2 separate regions of the Homo sapiens genome follow, and region 2 is linked to region 1. Evidence: chromatin loops called from intact Hi-C (ENCODE). Cell type or tissue: ovary. All regions are shown on one strand. Each heading gives the region's core, and the rest is flanking DNA. Links, peaks and the distances in the headings are about the cores only.

The links. Peaks named below come from ENCODE experiments on the same cell type or tissue, not always from the same donor. Only the 100,000 strongest peaks of a DNase experiment are listed, where the experiment ranks them.
Region 2: a loop joins it to region 1, with 5 times the contacts of the local background. A loop is called at or near these places in 24 of 110 quality-filtered maps.

What each region holds. Positions count from the first base shown.
Region 1 is chr2:102,003,594-102,008,593 of GRCh38, forward strand. IL1R2 (interleukin 1 receptor type 2) reads left to right here. Exons shown (of 9, transcript NM_004633.4): 2 at 4,922-5,000. The coding sequence starts at 4,983. Among named protein-coding and RNA genes, the nearest start is that of IL1R2, 14 kb to the left of the region's middle. In ovary, for the core only: a CTCF peak has its summit at 2,809 (motif pointing right); no DNase peak of the experiment used is centred there; H3K27ac peaks cover 1,903 bases.
Region 2 is chr2:102,246,066-102,254,486 of GRCh38, forward strand. It overlaps the pseudogene CFAP144P2. Among named protein-coding and RNA genes, the nearest start is that of IL1RL1, 61 kb to the right of the region's middle. RefSeq lists an enhancer at 4,598-5,191. In ovary, for the core only: a CTCF peak has its summit at 5,786 (motif pointing right); DNase peaks (open chromatin) are centred at 4,301, 5,156 and 5,716; H3K4me3 peaks cover 1,122 bases.

The sequences.
Region 1 (5,000 bases), core at 1-5,000:
GTCTATGTCTGTGTCTTTGTCCCCTGTCTGTGTCCCATGTCTGTGTCTGTGTCTGGCTGTGGCTGTGGCTGTGTCTGTGTCGGTGTCTGTGTCGGTGTCTAGGCCTATGTCTATGTCTGTGTCTTTGTCCCCTGTCTGTGTCCCATGTCGGTGTCTGTGTCTGTGTCTAGGTCTATGTCTACGTGTATATCTCTCTGTGTCTGTGTCTGTGGCTGTGCTGTGTCTGTGTCTGTGTCTGTGTCTGTGTCTGTGTCTGTGGCTGTGTCTGTGGCTGTGTCTGTGGTTGTGTTTGTGTCTGTGTCTGTGTCTCTGTCTGTGTCTATGTGTATGTCTAGGTCTAGGTCTAGGTCTGTGTCTGTGTCTGTGTCTAGGTCTAGGTCTTGGTCTCGGTCTGGGTCTATGTCTATGTCTATGTCTATGTCTATGTCTATGTCTATGTCTATGTCTATGTCTATGTGCCTGTGTGTAAATAGAAAGAGAAGAAGAGGGAGAGTGAGAATAAAGCGAATGCAGCAAAATGTTAACAATGGCGAATCTACTGAAATATATACTTGCATTTGTCATACTATGCTTTCAACTTTTCAGTCTTTTTGTAATTTTTAAAAATTAAATGAAAAGGTGGAGTAAGCACTTACATCCTTTTAGGCTATATGTACTGTCTATGACCAGAAGCTGCAGACACCTGGGAATCAAAGGCAGGTAACGGTTACCTGGGCCTCAGTGCGTGCTCTACCACCTGTCCAACTCAGGGCTGTGCATCAGCTCTTTCTACCTTCCAGCATTCTTTTTCCTTCCTTTCACACTTCACACATTTTTGTCTTTTTCTTATGCCTGGTCCTGTTTTTCATCATATGCCTCTGTTTTCTTATGTTGAATGTGGTGAAACATGGTTATTTGACAAAAAAAAAAAAAAAAAAGATAGAATTCTAACTCAAATACTTGGAAGGAGCTGCCCTTGAAATTTCTTTCTTCCAGTAAGAAGGTCAACTCAGATTCCAGCAGAAATGTCAAGTTGTCTGTGATTTAAAAACTCATTTAAAGAAAGTAGGCCAGGAGAATAGTGTTTTGCTGCAAACTTCTGCAAAACTAATTTGTTTTCCCCTCTGGGCCTGCCAAAGATTTACTGTTTCCCACGCTACAGCAATTTTGGTTCCAACCTTTTTCTGAGGTTTTGATTATTGAAAACTGTCACTACTATGTGTTTGTGGTTTACTTGTCTGCAGCCACATCCTAGAGAAGTCACAGTAAAGCAGCTCTTTTGCTCAAGTCCAGGGAGAGAAACCAAGACAATTCCCTTGGCTGGAGATGGTGGTGGGGGTAGATGAGGCTAGCAGTTACTGGAGGAGGACAGCATTTTAGGATTCGTTCTACTGGAACAGGATCCTTGTTGAAACACTTCTTCTCACCCATCCAGCCATATCATTTGAAGAAGAGAGTTAACTTGAAACTCACTTTACCTGTAGAAAGAAGAGACTTGATTAGATTTCTCAAAGACTCTTCAGCTCCATAGCTCTGTGAAGCGTTAGCTACTGACTGATCCTGAATGGCACAGCCTGGATTTCTGGTGTCAAAGTAATTTTAAACATGGTTACAAACCTTCCCATAATTCCCGTAAGCCTGACCCTGAGAGAATGTGAGCATGGTGGGGCCCTTTCATTTGAGGGGAGGCTGCACGTCAGCTCCTGACTTTGAGTCAAAGTGACTTTTAGAGTCAACCAGCAGAAACTGTTTACCTGAAATAGTTGAGTATCAGAAAGAAGACTGTGAGAACACAATGCCTGACAGTACCTGGCAGGGCTCCTTCCCCTGGGATCTTTTTATAAACTCTGGAAAAACAATATATTGGGAATAGGCTTGGCTGTGCGTGACAGAAAGCCTGGACACATAAAAAAGGTAGTCCAGGGTGGTGGGCGGCTTCACGAAGCCACCAAGGACTCAGGTTCCCCTCTTACTGCCCTATTGCATTCAGTGAGTGGTCTGTACCTTGTAGTTCATGGTAGTGGCCACAATCCAGCCACCACATCCACACTGAGCAGCAGGAAGGAAGATTAGTGGAGACCTCCCAGGGGGATCACATGACACTTCCACTTACATCTCATTGATCCACATTTTGTCACATGGCCACTCCTTGTTGCAAGGGATATGATGGGAAATGTCTGTGTATAGAGGGCCATGTGCCCAGGTAAGATTCGGGGGTTCTATTATTGGGAAAGCAGGGAGGACAGATATTGGGAGAAGAAACTAGCAGCATCTGTCATAGAAGGTGTATTTTCAAAGAGCAAGGGCTTTGGAATCACCAGTGCTGGGTTTAAATTTCAACATCTGCTTACTAGCTGTAAGATCTCGGCCAGGCCTTTTAACCCCTTTAAACTCTTATAATACATCCTCTGTAAAATCAGCATGATACTCAGTTTGTGGGGATAAAATGCAAGAATGAATGTTCAATATTTGGCACAATAGCTATTGTTATACACTAGTCCCTAAAACACCAGCTTTGACTTCATTTACTTATCCTGATATATGGTATTGGTTAGCTACAGTGTATTTAAATTCCTACTTCTTTCATGTTCTAATGGTGCACTAATGAGTCTGGCTTGGACCAGTATAGTTGGGGATGTGATAAGCTAATGCGTGTCCAAGGAGGACACAGCAGCTTGGTGGATGTTTATGTGACCTTCATCTGGCAAACCTGACAGTATGGTTAGGGGTAAAGTCACAGGAACTATTTGTGCTTCAGAAACTCGTGAAGAATAGTATTGTGTAGAAACAGAGTTTAAGGGAGAAAGCTCCAGGCTAGATACATAGCTAAGGGGAATATCTCAGGTCACCAGAAGGGGGAGCTCAGACTGTAACTCTGAGTCCTTGGACTCAGGGTTCCCCACTCACGAGGGAGGGTTTCTGGAGTGCGAGGGTCGGTTCCTCAATGCCGCAATGCCGCCCTGGATTTACTGCAAGTCATTCCCAGAGATATCTGTGCAAGGAGCAGGGAACAACTCAAGGTAAAAGTGGCTGGGAATTTTTCCCCTGGATTCATTCACAACTCCTGCCGTGGGCAGGCTTTTAGTCATAAGTATTCCCCGGTATGTTCTAGTGTGTGGGCCATGAGGGCTGTGAGCAAGACCAGGGCTCTGCCCCAAGGTTGTCACCATCCTTGCGGAGCCAGAAGAGTCAGGCATGGCAGCTGGCACGACTGCTCCCACTTCCGGCCCTGCCGATGGCCGGGTGGGGCATTGACTTGCTGTGTCGGATGGAATGTGAGCAGACAAGAGTGAGTTAGTTCCCAGTGTGGCCTCGTGTGTGCTTTTGGCCGCATCGTTTCCAGTTTCGCCATCCCCAAAGAGGATCATCTCCCAGGAAGCTTACTGGTCCAAGGAGGATGAGACACCCATGGAGCAGACTTGGACCCCATCTGCCGCTCAGAGCCAGGCCTAACCCTGCCAAGTTTAGGTTAACCAACTTCCATCTTGCCCACAGACTTGTGAGCAAGAGTGAACGACCGTTGTTTCACACCATTCAGTTCTGGGGTCGTTGGTTTGTTAAGCAGCATCGTTGTGGCCGTGGTTAGCAGACACAGGGAACACTTGTGATAGTGTGAGAAGGTCATCAGGGAGACGAGGAGGGCATCTGACACTCCAGTCTTTGGGGGGCATGGGGGAGGACTGCTTCATAAACTTGTACAAGCTATTTCTGTTTTGGATTTCTTGTTGCTTTTCTCCCTGGGATGCTGTAGACCAGAGTGTTAGCAGGACACCAAATCTCTTGGCGCATGTCAGAGTTGTATGTAAAACAGGAGTTAATCCGTAGGGGATATAGGGAAAACTCTCTGACAAGTGAAATATGAGGACTCTTGGGCTTTGAGTGATCCATTAACTCACTCATTCATTCATTCAAAAAATGAGAGTTAGGGACAGAACTGTGAATAAGATAAAGCAGGGTTCTGTCAACCAAAAAGTATCTGACAGTCTTAATAATTTAGAAGCTTATTTTGCCAAGATTAAGGACAATGCCCAGGAGAAAAAACATGGAATCACAGAAAAAGCAGTCTGTGGTCTGTGCCTTTCTCCAAAGATGATTTTGAGGGCTTCAATATGTAAAGTTTTTCCCCTATTGAAAAGCAGGCTGGAGGGCAGAGAGGGAGGGTGCAGTCATTACTGAATCCATGTGTTGCAAGGGAAAAGAAATAGGTAGGGAATAGTCAATTATATTCCTCTTATACTCAGTAAATCTGCTCTTCACATATGATAAGGTAAACATAGAGTGGCTACCTGTGGAGAATTTTTAAAATCTTTTATCTGTACGCTCTCTGCTTAGGAACAAAAGGAAAGGCAGCTTCTTGCAGGACTCAGACTTCAGCTTATTTTTTTCCTTTTGGCAGAGTGAATTGGGGGTCCCAAGTTTTTATTTTCCTTTCACAGTCCTTCCATCAGTGGAGCCTGAATTCTGGAGAGGGGAGACAAGGCTGATGATGAATGCCACAGAGAATGACAGGGAAGGGAAGGAAAACATGGAGTATTGGGATTAAAGGTGGTGCAATTTTAGATAGGGAGGTGAGGGAGACCTCACGAAGAAAGTGAAGTCCGAGCAGAAAGGGCACTGGCAGTGGCCTTAGCTGAGGAAGCAGCATCTCTGGCCAAGGCGCAGGAATGGCTAAGGGAGGTCTCTGCAGAGACAGCAGCTTATGGGGCAGAGCCCCTCTGCCAAGCACGCCTCTAGGTGCTACAAGGATTCGACTTTAGATATGTTCAGTGAATATAGCTGCAGAGAAACAAATCCAAAAATTTTGAGTTTTGTTCTTAAACAGAGTAGGCCAAAAGGTTCCCATTATCCAGTGAAGCTTCCAGACCCTGCCCCTACCCCGTCTTCAAGGGATTCTCTCTGCAGGGTTCTTGGTTCCTGGTGACACCTCTGTTTCCTCCCCTAGGCCACGTGCTGCTGGGTCTCAGTCCTCCACTTCCCGTGTCCTCTGGAAGTTGTCAGGAGCAATGTTGCGCTTGTACGTG
Region 2 (8,421 bases), core at 2,423-7,422, 240 kb after region 1:
AGCCCGGATTGTACATGCCTCCTTCTTGCCTCAGAAACACAGAGGAATGAATGAATTAAAGACACAACACTCAGCCCTAGGCTTCAGGATTGGATGGGTGAACATTTTGGGGTAGTCTTTTCTAGAGATGTGCCATCAAGGTAGGAAGAGTGTCAAATGAAATCTCACTTTATAATCACAACAGCCCCATAGACTGTTGTGGCAAGTGGAAGAGAGGTGTAGCCAGGTAATTGAGTTCAAGGCAGCATGGTAGAAACATGATTTTTTTTCCCCAAAGTCAAGCCCTTTTTTTCCATTAGGTAGAAGCTCCCTTCAGTTATTTCTGCTAGGTTTCATAGTTTTGCAGTCACTTCTGGTGCTTCGAAGAGTCATTTGGGGTTTATCAGATTCAGCTCTGGTTCATGTTAAAACTTTAATCATTTGATTCCAAGCTTTTCTTTTCCTCTACTCTGCTCATGGGAGATGGGAGCTGAGACTAGTGGGTGGAATAAAGGTGGTGATGGGCTGCTGTCACACACCTGTCCTCTTCCTCCATCTCTCCCACCTCATTTGGAGCAGTGAGAGATAAGGGAAAAAACCATGTCTACATCTTTGACTACATATGATGGCTCTGCCTGGGGTACCACAACTGCCATCCCTGCTCATTGCCCAAGGGCATCAAGTGGATGGATGGTGACACCTTCATGTCCTACAAGGGGCTCATATCTGAGGAGAGACCCTGGCAAAGGTGGGTTTTGGAGGGACCCAGCTGTGCTTTCAGGCGGCCATGCAGTGGGTGGCCTCACATGCACACCTGTGGGGCCTGTGCTGCTTTGTGCCTGGAGCTTCTAGCTCAGTTTCCCACCACAGTCTACCTTCAGGTCTGCAGGTGCGCTGGGGCTCCATTTCCCTACTTTCTTAGGAATCAGAACCTCTGGTGGCATGTGCCCAACTTTGAGGGGAGCATGCATTCATGGCCCACTCCATTGGGCAGGGCCTCACCACACCACCTCTTCTCAAGTCTACTTTTCTCTAGTTCAGGGACTCAGGGACAGACAGTACAGTGAATCTACCAGCTAATCAGGTGCACAGCAGGAATCAAAATCCAGTCCCACTTTATTGATGGCACTCAAAGTTTTGGAATAATTCTCTTGGGGATCTCCCCTCACCCCGGTAGAGTGAGGAAGAAATAAGCTGTTTTCATGAACCAAACACAAAGGCCCAAAGACGACCCGTGAGCTCTCCTCATATGTGGAGTGGTTGTTCATTGGGGTGGGGGTGTGGGTGGGGCCAGTTCCTAGGGAACATCCCTCTCAGTGGGCTTGTGGCTGGTGCTCAGCATGTTCTGTCTTCAGCCTCAGCCTCTGCTGAAGATCTTGAACAAGAGGAAAGATACTGTGTGGCATCTGACACCATATTTTCTAAAAGAACTTCTGGAAACCAAAGAAAAAAGACAATAGAAAAATGGACAAACAATATAAACAGGAAATTCAAAGCCAGAGGACACCAAATAATCAAGACCCATAGGAGAGCCCAATCTCACTAATAATAAGGGACATGTCATTACACAATAGTTACTGCTTTATATCTTGCAGATTAGCAAAGTTTAAAGGGCCTGGCAATGTTGGTGAGGTCATGGGGCAGTAGGGATGCTTCTCTGTTGAACTTACTGCTCACTGGTAGAATCACTGTGGAGAGAGCATTTAGCCATAATGCTCATAGCTGTTCTAGGCACATAGCCTAAAGAAGCTCTCATTCATGCAAATAAGGGCATGTGCATACGAATATTTATTGATGTGTTATTTGTAACTGTGGAATTTTGGAAGCAGACTAAATATGTCTGTGGATAAGAGTACAGAGAAGCTGTGTACATCCCCCAAATCCACTATTATCTGCAGTTTAAAAAGAATGAACTTCAGATACATGTATGAACATGGGTAAACTTCAAGCCATGTTGATAAAAAGTTTCAGAATAATATGCACAATATTTATATTAGTTATATATAGCAAAATATAACATACAAAACAGATTCTAAGATTGTCTCACAAGGTTACTTGTGAGTTTATCATAGTCTTATTCACTTCCAGCTTTAATGTAGGATGCTTTTGTTACCTTATTCTGGGCTCAAGCTTTTGGGAACAGCTTATATCTGAAACACCAAAGGCCATTGATTCTATGTCCCAAATAAAAGCCTGCTATTGGCTTGAATGACAATAACAGACTTTTATTATTGACAACAATAATAAAATTGATGCCTATTGCTTGATACTGTGTCTCAGTTAGACCTGGCTTTCTATATAGGCAGTTACCTACCCAGTAACATTTTAGAGATGCTGAAAAGCTGTGTTGCTCTAAAACATCTCTGGGGGAGACCAGTCTACTACTACATACATTTCTAGAATTAAAATTTTAAAATAGTTAATGTATGCAATCAGCAAGAGTATTTTATTAATGTCTCCAACAGCTTCATTCACACACTTGCAAGGGTACATTTATTTGATTGCATTTCAATTTGATGGCTGAGATAGAAAGGAGACAAAATGGAAGCTTTGTTATAGGAAAGGAGTACAGAATTGACATTTAGTGTGGGCTGCTGTGGGAAGAAGGCATAAGTGGGCACCACTCTGGGGATGACGTTACAATGTTCTTTGGACAAAAGGACAAGGAAGGACAACTTTGAATGAATGCAGGTGTTTTGTCTAAACATATAAACAAGTCACAGCAAACTACACTCGGCATCATGAAATGGTGCTGCTGACCACTATAGGGATTCATGTTTTGTTGAGCATTTAGTATGTGCCAGGCAGTGGCTGCACAAGCCTTTACAAGAACCTTCTGAGGTATATATTGCACATTCCTATATATCAGGCTTTAGAGAGTTTTGATCGCTTTCCCTAGTACTCCATAGTATTTGAACCCAGGGCTGGCTGACTCCAAAATTCAATAAGCCATAGTGCCCCTAAGTGACAGTTTCCCTCCTACTCTATAGTTTATTCCCGGAGAATGTGTAAGTTTGTAATAGACTACACTTTGGGTATGAGCAGTACATTTTCTCACCCTTCCTTTGATTCCACTAGGAAGCTTCCTGTGTGCATTTGGCTCCTGTGAGTCCATGCCCAGGCTTGGTCAACCCTAACATGGTACAGCTTGCACAGTTTGTAGGCAGCTTTGCAACACAGGATAGATGAACCTAAATCCTCGGAGATTCTTTTCAGCTGGATTAGGTGGGAAAAATTGTCTCTCTCTTGCTCCCTCTCCTACTCTGTCTCTGAAATGTGGGTATAGCTTTGCTGGTAGCAGTCTTTCCTTCCACAAGGATAGATTTTGTTAGCGTCAAGAATGAATCATGTCAAAAGTGAAGAGTCAAGAGATAAGCAGAATCAGAGAAGGAAAGAGAGACCAAGAGAGATCTGTGACATTGTTTGAGTCCCTGGATCCTGTCATGCCTGAATTCCTTGGAACTCTGAAGTTTAGGAGTTAACTATTTCTCATTTCTGCTTAAATTTGGTTTCTGTTTCTCACAATGGAAATAATCCTAACAAATACAAGCCTCAATATGTTAGTCTTTTCCTGCAGACTTCTTTCTGATTGATATCACTGTAGCAATGTGAATTTTTCTATGAAATCATGTAAGTTTCTCTCCTTGGAAAAGAGATTAAAAAGCCATACTAGGTTTGGGGTTCCTATCATAAGTGTGTTTGGGTATAAATTATACAATGGCTCAAAAGTAACATAAAAAATTTATTTTTGGGGGCAGTGCACACTTAAGGCATGAAATCCGGCGCCTCAGTCCACTGCTGGGATGCCACTGGTGGCCATCATCTCCTCCCAGGCTCCACATCTGAGCCTTGTACAGAGCGATGTCATTGCAGACCCTGCAGTGGTTCAGCCTGCAATCTGGGCATTCTGGGTTGAGGGGGGGGCACTGAGTCCCATGCACTTTCCTGGTTTTCGGTCTGTGTCTGGGTCCCTCTTCCTTGGTCCCTGGGCAGCGTGGTGAATGAGATTCCGAAACCTGGCGTCTCCAGGCTCCTCCAGGTTACCATGCCAAGACATGGGCTTCCTGGTGATCTGTGGACCTCGTGGAGGGGTTCACGTGATACCGCGCATAGACGTTCTGGGCTGGTAGCCCTTTGAGGTACAGCTCCTGCAAGATCTGGTTCTGACGGACCTCATCCTGGATCACCTTCTCCCTGGGGTGTCCCGCCATGGCCTTGGCATTGCTCCATCGGGTTCGATGCGCTCTCTGCTCCCTTGTGCCTCTCTCCCTGGCCCCGGGCTTCTGCCTTCTCCAGGCAACGGTGTCCCACACGGTCTCCAGGCTACAGCACTCCCACAGCCCCAGCTCCTGGCGACCCAGCCCTTACCCCAACCGCCCGTGGACACCTCCAGGAAAGGGCTTCCTGTCACGGGACAGACCCGGAGGTCATGGGCATGTGGTTAGGCCTCACCTTGGCCAGTCGTTTCTCTCCCAGCGAGCAGAGGCGCTGCTTCCTCGTGCTCTCCCTTCTCTGTCTCGGGCCTGCAGTTTGCTCCGTGGTTCCAGACCAAGGCCCACGGGGAAGCCATTGCCAAATGCAGAGGCTGGCGCGGCTGGCTGAGCAGGCAGCGGAGGCCGAGGGTGGGTGTCCGTGGTCCTGCGTCCCCGTGTCCACAGCCAGGCCGCGGGGACCCTAGGGTCCGCTCCTTCGCTGCCCGAGCACGGTGCCTGCAGGGGCCCCTCCGTGGGGTCGTGGATCGTCAGGGCCGCGTGGGTGGCTGGGCGGGGGCGGGCTGTAGGCAGCTTCTAAAAGCAGGGGCTGGGCGGGGGCGTGGGGGGATAGGGAGGGACGTAGTGGAAGTTGGGGCCCCAACGGACATGAGGGCGGCAGATGCAGATCTTATGAAGATTCAGGCAGGAAGAGCTCGGCAGGGCGATGCCCAAGACGGGGTAGTGGACGGGGACGAATTGGTTCAGAGACGGGTAGCAGATGGGGCAGAAGGACGAGTAGGTGGGCTGGAACAGGAGCGTAGTCTGCGGGTCCAGAAACGGGGGACGGATGGGAGGAAAGAAGAGCCGACTGCCAGGGAGCTGCGGGGTGGCGCCGAGCGGGCGCCGGGGTTGGGAGGCGGAGAGGCGGGGCAGCTTTCGAGTCATTTTCAGCGAGTGCAAAGCTCCCTCGTCGGAACGGTCGGAGTGCGCGGCGAGCGCGGGGCCTGCGCGGCTTTTATCTCCTCAGGGCGTTCCAGGGCGGAACGTGCTTTGTGACCTGCGCCCCCCGTGAAGCCGGGAGCCCCTCGCGAGTTGGCACAGGGCCCCGTCTCAGGGTTTAGGAGCGAACGGGGAAATGGAAGACAAAGGAAATGGGGGGACATAGCAACCCCTATTCTTGTACCCTGTAGTTTTGCCCTCAGTAGGCAAAGGCTGATCAGAGGGCTAGGATACAGTTAGAGGCCGGGGGCCTGGGGGAGCGGCTCTGAGCAGGATCTGGGAAAAGGGGACGAAGTCAGTGCCCCAGGCACCTTCCCTTAAGACAGCGCAGCGTTCAAAGCCCTTCAGTCCTTCACATCACTGCGGGAACATGCGCAATTAGACATGCTAGGTCCATTTTACCCATGGGACAGGAAGGACCAGAGAGGGAACTTCCATAGGCTGGCGGTGGTGACAAAGCAGGTGGGGCTAGAACTTGGGTCAGGAGAGGGCAGGTAGGAGGGAAGGCAAAATGCCCCAAGCGCGCACCAGCGCCTTGCCTCTCCTGCATGTCTGGACGGGGTCCTGCAGGGGGCGCGTCAGAGCAGACCTGGGCGTTTCCTAGCTTACCCTTGGTCCCCGTATTCCTTGGTTTGAAGCTTTACTCTTTAAAATACTTTTTTTAAATCTTTAAATATTTATTTTATTTCATTTTAGATTCCTGGGTACATGTGCATGTTTGTTACATGGATATATTGCATAATGGTGAGGATTTGGCTTCTAGGGTACCCATCACCAAAATATGAACATTGTACCCAATAGGTATTTTTTATCCCTCACTACCATCCCACCCTCCTCCATTTTGAAGTCCCCAATGTCTGTTACTTCCATCTTTATGTTCATATGTACTCATTGTTTAGCTCTCACTTTTAAGTGAGAACATGCAGTATTGTACTTTCTGTTTCTGAGTTATTTTACTTAGTATGATGGCCTCCAGCTCCATGATGTTGATTCAACGGACATGATTTCATTCTTTTTTATGGCTATATAGTATTCCTTACCATATTTTCTTTATCCAATCAACTGTGGCTGGACATTTAGGTTGGTTCCATGATTTTGCTATTGTGAATAGTGCTGCAATAAACATCTGAGTACAAGTGTCTTTTTTAATGTAATGATTTCATTTCCTTTGGGTAGATTCCCAATAGTAGGATTGCTGGGTCAAATGGTAGTTCTCTTTTTAGTTAATTGAGAAATCTCCACACTGTTTTCCATAGAAGTTGAACTAATTTACATCCCCACCAGCAGTGTATAAGCGTTCCTTTTTCTCTGTGTCCTTGCGTTGTTTTTTTGACTTTTTATTAACAGCCATTCTGACTGGTGCAAGATGATATCATTGTGGTTTTAATTGGCATATCTCTGATGATGAGTGATGTTTCATGTGTTTGTTGGCCGAGAAACAACTTTTAATGTATCTACTTGGCATAACCTAGCCAGACAAATGCTTTCTATAGTTATGAAAGCGGAATTAAATTTGAACCAATAAATGTCATAATCCTCTACTACTCCATCACTTCTCCCCACTCCTAGACACATAAGCTTTAGGAATAAGTGAAAGAGTGAGGGCTGATCCCTAATGAGGCAGTGTGGAGCAGATGGGCTATCAGTGGGTCTCTTCAGGCTATTGGCTGGTGCTAGAGAGGAAGGGCACACCCAGGAAGGGACTGGGGCTGTCACTGGTACACTTGGGTTGTTCTGATGGTGCTTCAAAACACAAGAACAAGCCAAGCAACCACACAAATGGGGGCTAAGCACAGCCATGCTTTGGGTTAAGCGGGCATATTGTCATCAAAGACCTCTCCACCTTTCTCTGTCCTGAAGAAGTTTGCCCAGATTGTGAGCACAGCCCGTCCTGGTTCCATCTGGGGAGTTTGGGATGCTTAGAAAATTTCCTTTTCATACCTGACATGCCCAAATAAAGAGAGATCTCTTTCTTTTTCTCTTTTTAAAAGGCCTGATTTAAAGACTGCTTAAATCAACATAGATGAATTAGATAAGTCATTATGCAACAATGCCTTTTCCATAATGACTCAATTTCTGAACATGGTGTGACTTGGTGGGTTGCGTTTTGCTCTGGTTGTTCTAAGGAGGGGAGCTTAGGGCAATGACCTGGGACAGCTCTAAGATTTTGCCTTTTCTTTTAGCTGGAACCATGTGCTAGAACTATCAGAGTATGACCAAGTTTTCCTTTTTTGCTTGGTTTGACATTGCTGCCTAAGATAAGACATACAGTACAGGCTGCAGAAACACACAAAAATTCTGCTGATAATACACACTTGTTTCTATGGCCAGGAAGCCCTGATTTGCTCACCTCCTCACCACCATGACCAGGTGTGAATTCACAGGTAAAAGGGCAAGTTTGTTTACTCCTAGTTGCTCTTGAATAGAGAGTTGACTTTTTCACCCCCTTGGCTTGTAACTGCTGAGTTCACTAATAAACCCTTCCTTTTAAAAGGGGGGAAAATAAAACTAATGAGAAAATATCATAGGAGATAAAGAAGAATCATAAGAACCCATTGTGGAAGTTCAAAAAGAAACCGTTGAAGGTCTAAAAGCTCAGAAAAATATTTAGATCACTGATGCTATAATAGATTTAAGTAAAACAGACAGGGGCCACAAAGGGTAACATTCTAGAATATTTTGAACAATAAAATTTAGTGTAAGCCACTTGAGGGCACCCTTTCTGCTCTGCATATCTCAATAGAGGCTCTACTTATAAACGTTTTTTAAAATCTCTGGGCTTTAAATTTCTTTATGCCAATTTTCAAACAGATTATTGAAATCTGACTGAAGAATAAGCTTATAAACATCCCTAGTAATATATCCATATTGTGTTTAAAAAGTATTTTTGAGTTGAGATCAATAAACTGGTTTGAAGTCTAAGGTTTCAAACATAAGTAAGACATGAATCTTGAAAATAACTCAATTAAGAAATAAGTAGAAAAGATTTCAACATAAGGCAATAAAAGATACCCTCCTTCCACAGCGAAATATCACCTTCAACCAAAGTTTCTTTTTCTTGAATCAATTTTATTATGTTTAATTTTCATATGGTGTAGGAAGGGCAAGGGAAATGGGGCATGGGAGGTCAGAGAGAACTTTCTGGAGAATGTGATCCCCACATAAAGGAATGTCGGCTGGAAACGGTGGATGGGGTGGAGGTGGATGTGGCCGAAGACCTTGTCTCACACGAAGAAGAAGCATAAAATCA